3 separate regions of the Mus musculus genome follow, and regions 2 and 3 are each linked to region 1. The links are chromatin loops, found by intact Hi-C in ENCODE. Cell type or tissue: gastrocnemius. All regions are shown on one strand.

Evidence for each region. Hi-C counts contacts between places; a loop is a spot of excess contacts. Peaks named below come from ENCODE experiments on the same cell type or tissue, not always from the same donor. Only the 100,000 strongest peaks of a DNase experiment are listed, where the experiment ranks them.
Region 2: a loop joins it to region 1, with 9 times the contacts of the local background. A loop is called at or near these places in 12 of 42 quality-filtered maps.
Region 3: it touches region 1 in a loop (2.3-fold over the local background); 9 of 42 quality-filtered maps call a loop at or near these places.

Annotation. Positions count from the first base shown.
Region 1 is chr5:21,325,380-21,327,879 of GRCm38, reverse strand. The region is part of intron 4 of Ccdc146 (coiled-coil domain containing 146); the gene reads left to right. Among named protein-coding and RNA genes, the nearest start is that of Fgl2, 46 kb to the left of the region's middle. In gastrocnemius, a CTCF peak has its summit at 1,189 (motif pointing left); a DNase peak (open chromatin) is centred at 1,196; H3K27ac peaks cover 1,124 bases.
Region 2 is chr5:21,585,431-21,587,930 of GRCm38, reverse strand. The region is part of intron 7 of Fbxl13 (F-box and leucine-rich repeat protein 13); the gene reads left to right. Among named protein-coding and RNA genes, the nearest start is that of Lrrc17, 43 kb to the right of the region's middle. In gastrocnemius, a CTCF peak has its summit at 940 (motif pointing right); a DNase peak (open chromatin) is centred at 956.
Region 3 is chr5:21,386,331-21,388,830 of GRCm38, reverse strand. The region is part of intron 2 of Ccdc146 (coiled-coil domain containing 146); the gene reads left to right. Among named protein-coding and RNA genes, the nearest start is that of Fgl2, 15 kb to the right of the region's middle. In gastrocnemius, no CTCF peak of the experiment used is centred here; no DNase peak of the experiment used is centred here.

The DNA.
Region 1 (2,500 bases):
TTGTAGCCTTCAGGCAGGTTTGTTCAGTTAGGAGAGAACAAGGGTTATTTGAATATGAGGCTAAGAGTTAACATGTACTCACTCTAGTATGTGGCATGTATTACCATAACAAAATCCAGTCTTGTCCCAGCAATGCCATGCGAAAATGAAAATCTAAAAAAAAAAAAAAGTAAAACAGGTTAAATGTAATCTGTCAACATTGTGACATTATTTACAAATGTAAAAAATTGAACGTCCCTCGGAGCTCTTGACTCTAGCTGCATATGTATCAAAAGATGGCCTAGTCGGCCATCACTGGAAAGAGAGGCCCATTGGACACGCAAACTTTATATGCCCCAGTACAGGGGAACGCCAGGGCCAAAAAGTGGGAGTGGGTGGGTAGGGGAGTGGGGGGGGGTATGGGGGACTTTTGGGATAGCATTGGAAATGTAATTGAGGAAAATACGTAATAAAAAAATTTTAAAAAAATTAAAAATTGAACGTCATCTGAAGTTTTGAAAAGCTGGTTGTCTTTCAGCAGGTTGTATTCCTGTATTCTGTTGCCTGGCATCAACTCTGGAGTCCCCATACCTGTCACAGCCAGAACTGTGCTGGGGGGAAGTACTTATCTCTGGTTTTTGTTTTTGTTTTTTGTTTTTTGTTTTTTGTTTTTTGTTTGTTTTTGCACAACCTGGCAAAACTATGGAGCGTAGAAATGTGTGTAGATTCCTGCATAGGATAGGCCTGGTGTGTGATAAATAATGCTTAGAATCATTTTATCATAGTATCTCCTCCCAATAGAAAACCCTGAGAATAACTATTCAATTACTAATTGTGGAATCTGTTTAGCAACTAGGAAAACATTATGTAATTTCGACAAAAATACACTCAACCATGCATATGCAGTTAATATAATTTTACTAAGCATACATGGAAGAATGAAAGGACCACCATGGTACACAGTGTTATTCTTTGAGAATAGAAGAGTGCACCTTTTAAAGGAAATAAAAGTCCCTGTTTCTTAAAGGAGAAATTCCTTAATAGGAATACAACCAGCCTTCACAGTCCTAGATAACTAACCATTCTGTTTGTTCAAAGAAAACGCCATTTTGTATCTATTTAAAGAGAAGACTGCAAGCCCTTATCTTGGGTTCATGTTAGTTACCACCATTGTTTCCTTCATCAGCAATGGCTGGCAGCACTCAAACACCCCCTGGTGGCAGCATGCCCAAAGTGCTGTGTAGCAGGTGAAGGGAAAAGATAAGTCTAAGGACCAAGTGGTAAATACTCAAAACTGAAAAAAGTCAGCTTGAATCTGTGCTCATTTATATTAGGTTCCATGTGTCAGGCATCATGAAACTATCATTAATGTACATCATTACCAATGAAAATATGCTAGAATAAAACCTGATGCACAGATGTGTGTCTACCCGTGGCTCCTTGTTCCTGGATCTTCTAATTGGTAGGATCGGTTTGATTCAGTATGACCACAATGCTCCACCCAGCCCAAATCTCATCATAGAGTTAAGTGATTCTAGATGCTTTAAGTCTGGCTGTGTTCTCTTGCTGACCAGACACAGCATTGCATGGAGAAGGCGCTGCGATGATAAGACTGCAGCAGGGGGTGGAATCGTTGGAGAAGGGGAAGCGTCAGATAGCCCTGTGATCAGGCATCAGAGCTTGAGTGAGTCTAATGGCGCTTTTCCTGTCCACTCTAGCCCTTTGAAGGAGAGGCAGGGCAGTATTAGATGGAATTATTTTCCATCTTTCACCCAGAAAGTCAGAGCCAACTAGACTTGGGTGTTTTAATTCTCCCAGGCTGCTTAGATTCTGATAAAACCCTCCAAGTTTACCCTAGAGATCAACAGAGAAAAATCCAACTCTTCTGAGCTTCCTGATGAGGGGTTAGACAAAGCTTATGGATATAAACTAGTTGCTCATGAACTTCCTGGCTTACCCTCAAGCTGCATATTTGTAGATCTGATCCCACACAGCCCGCAGAAACTTTGAGAACTAGCTAAGTGGTCAGTCAGCTCTCCAGGTCCCAACAGGAAAGCTCTAGCTAGCAATGCAAAGGTGCTGAAAATTAAATCAGTCTAAAAACCATAGTTGCCAGCAGCATTGGCTGGATCTTTTGACCTGACCTGAACTGAACCATGTCTACTAAAGCCAAAATATTAACTGTTTTCATGTTTCTGAGTAAAGCCTAGAATCCCATCACATAACCATTCAACAGTTTTCCCATATGAAGAACCAGGCAAAGAGAGCTCAGCTTGCCTAAGAGACAGCAGATGTCAGCCTGCATGCTAGAGGTTCCTGAGTTAAGTGACAAAGACCTCCCTGCAGCTTTTACATGCACACACCAAAAAACAACTCCAAACATCAAGACTAACGGAGGAACAAAAGTCTCAGAAGCTGCATCTTAAGAAGAACATCTCTCGATGTCATTTATTTCCAGCTGATTCAGTTTTTCACTACAAAAGTAACCCCAAAACACAGTCTTAGATGCAGCCAAATACTT
Region 2 (2,500 bases), 260 kb before region 1:
AGAACCTCAGCCTGTTTCAAGGCACGGAAGTCCCGCCTTCTCTCCTGTCAGCTATAGGCTGATCAGCTCTTTATTGACCAATCAGAAGACGATGAAGAACAATGTTTTACAAAAAAAACAAAACAAAAACCGAGTCAGGAAATACTTCTTAATAAGGACAATAGCCAATGAAGGAGCTAGAGAAAGTAGCCAAAGAGCTGAAGGGGTCTGCAGCCCCATAGGAGAAACAACCATATGAACTAACCAGTACCCCCAGAGCTCCTTGGGACTAAAGCACCAATCAAAGAAAACACATGGTGGAACTTGTGGCTCTAGCTGTATATGTAGCAGAGGATGGCCTAGTCGGCCATCAATGAGAGGACAAGTCCTGTAAAGGTTCTATGCCTCAGTATAGGGGAATGCCAGGACCAGGAATGGGAGTGGGTGGGTTGGGGAGCACGGGGAGGGGGGAGGGGGTTTTCGGAGGGGAAACTAGGAAAGGGGATAACATTTGAAATGTAAATAAAGAAAATATCTAATTATACATATATGTAAATTAATATTATAGCAAGTCCTGGCTGCATCCAGGTCTCTGGGTGCAGATATTAGCATTTGAATACACAGTGCACAAAAACACCCCCTGCAAGTAGCATTTGTCGATGAGTGTAAATATAAATATTCAGAAGGCAGTTTGAGAAGTGTGGAGTGCTTCCTGAGTTTTTAGATCCTCCTCACTCAAGAACTATACTTCTTTGTATTGCTTAACCCGAAGCCAGCACAACATGCACACTTTTTAGGCAATAACAATGTGAACGAATAGGTATAGTTTTCTTCCTGAGCGAAAACCGAATTTAGAATAGTTTAGTCGTGATTGCTCTCTCCATTCTTAGGTTATTATCATCTAGTGTTTAGTCTCTTTAAAATTTGAGAGTGCAGGTGCTGAAGAGGCCAGCAGAGGGCAGTGGGTCCCCTGGAGTGGATGTTACCCGCAGTTGTAAGCCACCCAAATTGGGTCCTCAGGCTCAGCAAAGCATTCTTAACTGTTGAGCAGTCTCTCCTCTAATGCTTTAGTCACACTACTGTTTTACAAGGTTAGTGTGGGTAGCTATGTACTGGTTAGATTCTTTGCTCATCATGAACTATTTGTATCCTCCACCCCTTTGGGGATTTCAATATTCTTCGGAAAGTGTGTGTGTGTGTGTGCACTTTCTCTCTTACTCCTATTTAATTTTAGATTTTAGTCTTTTTTGACAGTATCTTTCTCAAGAATGCTGTCTTCCTTGTATTGATTACCTTAAACTTAAAACTTAGGAGTTTTATGATCACAGTCTGACCAGTGATGTTTTCATTTCTGTTTACGCTTACTGGATTTTCTCCTCGTGTTGGTTAGCCTTTAGTTTTATTTGGGCTTAATTTGTGGCAGTTCTGTAATGCTTGGCTCCAGTTTGTGTCTCTTTAGAGAAAATGATTTATTTCTGACCAATGTCCCAGGGGTTATTTTCAATTTGGAACCATGTTTCATGCTAATATATCAAATCCAGCTGCAAAGATCATAGATTTCAGGTGGATTCCATAAACAGTTAAAGCAGGCATGGCAGCTGGTCTTTGCTTACCAGTTCTTTGGGGGAGGGTTTATTTTTATTCCAACGGCATTATAATGTGTAGTATGTGCCTCTGTTGGATAAGTGTGGTGACTGTCTCCTGTGTCTGCATAGGCTTACAGAGCTCATTTGTCATGAAACCATCCCTATTGCCTTCCAGACACTTGTACCAGGAGTGCTTGTCAGTCTGGATTTATAAACTTTCTTTACTTAAAAAAAAATTCAAGTTATGTTTAAAATTTGTTTTAGTATTTATTGATGTTTTGTATCAAGAATATTTTTTCCCAATCTGCTACTTATCCAGAGATGGAAACCAGATGGGTTTATTGAGCTTTCCTAAGAATATCATAACTTTAGGAAAATGCAGTTCATCTTAGCAATTATTAAATGAGTTCTGTGTTTTAGCTACTATTTAGAGAAAGATCACTAGCTTTCTTCCAGAATACTTCCTTCATGCAGAAAACAAGCATGCTCATCTTTTTGCTATCTTTCTGTAGCTATCAGTTTGAACTATCACATGATCATATTTTCAAGTGGTTTATATAAAACTTTCTACAGAGTTTGCAGCTCAATAGTAATAAAATATTGTAAAGAACTATGAACAGAGACTACATTATAGAGTTCCACCTAGTACTTTGTTTAATTCACTGTAAGAATATAGTTTATGATGCAGCTTTAAAAAAATTCCCAGATTTATGTTTATAAGAGTCTGAGGAAGCCGGGCAGTGGTGACGCACGCCTTTAATCCCAGCATTTGGGAGGCAGAGGCAGGCAGATTTCTGAGTTCGAGGCCAGCCTGGTCTACAGAGTGAGTTCCAGGACAGCCAGGGCTATACAGAGAAACCCTGTCTCGAAAAAACAAAAAAACAAAAAACAAAAACAAACAAACCAAACCAAAACAAAGAAAACATTCCTCCCTT
Region 3 (2,500 bases), 61 kb before region 1:
CAGAATGCTCAAAACCATACACAATGAAGTTAGCTGTCAGGAGCAATCTAAGAAAGGCTAAGGCTAGCAGGTGGTCTTCCTGGAGGTGGCCTGCCCTTTTTTGCATAGCCTAAGATAGATGAGCTCTGAGAGGCAAGGTCCCAAGAAACTTCTCCTCAGGATTGCTTCTTGTTGCTGGTACATTTTCCTATTACTATCACATAGCCTCTGGATTCCTGGCCTCAGGCCACACTGTTGGACAGATCTCCTGCAGATCAACATAGAGATGAACTTTGATGAATTAATGCTGTTTAGATAAATTAGTGATTTTATAGAGTTCTTGATTTGATTTAAATACTTTTAGGAAGAAAGCATTAATAGATGTTTTGGTTGTTTGCTAGAAAGATGTAACAAAGTTAGAATCCAGAATAGAATGTGCCTGCTTCTCATACAGTAAGTAAAGGCTGCATAATAAGACTACAATGAGCTTTCATACTACACTAAAAGGAGAGGTGGGTGTGGGACGAATTTGTGTTCAAGGAAAAGCATTTGGATTCAAGGATGAAGCCACAGGTGTGCACCATGATAAGGTAAGGGCATGTGAAAACTGTTGCTTTGAACTTAAAATGAGCTTACAGAAGGAAACAGGGCTCTGAACTTTTAGTATCAACATTCTTTTGTTACTCCTGTTTTGTATAACATCTTATCTGGGGTAATTTTCTAAGAACTTTGTCTATAAAAAGTCCAGAGAAAAGAAATAAAGATGATGGGTAGTTTGTGGGGGCTCTACTCCATCCATCCATCCAAATGTATATCTGTCTGTATATGTATATATATATATATATATATATATATATATATATATATATAGATGTAGATGTAGATGTAGATGTAGATGTAGATGTAGATGTAGATGTAGATGTAGATGTAGATGTAGATGTAGATGTATATATGTATATATGTATATATATGTATATATGTATATATGTATATATATGTATATATATGTATATATATGTATATATATGTATATATATATGTATATATATGTATATATATGTATATATATACACTGAAGAGTTAAAAGAGGTCAGAATTTCTTGCTGGACATCCTCACCAGCCACAGATAAGTTTTGTTCCATCAGAAGTATTGACCCAATAAATTGCCCAGTCACTGTCACCAGACCTCATTTGCTCCCATTATCTGCCTTTCAGACCTGGAAACCCTATAGATGCTGGGAAAGTCACTGTAAGTCAGCCTACTACCCCATTCCACTATCTGAAGGCCACCCCTCAGAGCAGTCTTGGGCCATCCTTTATATAGATAGCATAACAGGAAGTCTATGCACAAAGAAGGAAATGGTATTCTAATAGCCACACTTGCATTTTACATATACAAATTTATTTTTGTATTATTTTATGGTTCAAATAGTATTCAGTATAACATTTTAGGTAGTTCTCTGTCTTGAGAGTTTTGGTCATTTTCAATCTTCATGTTTCAATTAGACACAATAATAAATCAAATAACTCCGTTCAAACCATTTTACACTGGGATTATCAGATTGAAAGGATAAATACCTAACAGTGGGTTGCCGGGTCAGTGGGTTTATTTATTTTTGAATCTTTATGATTCAAATTTTTTAAGTTTATAGTAGTGCTGAGTATACTCTTGCTTCACAAGGCATCTTCTGGGACATTTCCTGTTGTCACTAATATTAATTGGGGTTTTTAACCCCACCTTAGATCATTTACCTCCCAGAAAAAAGGCACAAAAACTTCTAAATTTATAATAAGTCTTAGACGACACTAGAGCTGGCAGATATCTAGCCTCTACGCTATTAGTATCTACACCCCTATCAATAACCCTGAGTTATAACTTGCCATGTTTCACCTGGGCCACTCTTTCTTCAATTGGCCAGCCCTCATGGCTATGTTTTCATGACTCACTCACCCCACTTACGTCTTTCCACTTTCTCCCTCCTTCTCCTCTTGTGTCTCAGACCCCAAGCCCAAGAATCGAAATTCTACCTACCTCTTTTCTGCCCAGCTATAGGCCGTAGGCCTCTTTATTCAACCAATAGTTTTAAATTAAGGAGTAAGTTTACATATCATATCTTGGTATACATGAGGATTTCCTGGTGCCTGGAGGCAACCAGACCTTGGGGGCCAGTATTTATCATTACAGTTCATAGCAACAGACCAAGTCTCAGCAATTTCCACCAACAAAACTGAAACTGTGTGTTCATTAAATAGTGAACTTCCTCTTCCTATAGTCACTGGCAGCTACCTCTCTGTCTCTCTTCTCTCTGTGCGTGTGCTGCTTCTGGGAGTGGAATCACAGACCGTTTCTCTTTTCGTAGCTGGTTTACTTCACTTAACTTGGTGTCATTAAGGTTCACCCATGCTGGAGCCAGTGCCAGAATTTCCTAAGACTAACAATGCCTTGTATGATTATCAGTGAACGTGTTATCTTCTCTGGACATGATATACAAATATCTCTCCAAGATCTCATTTTTAAAAC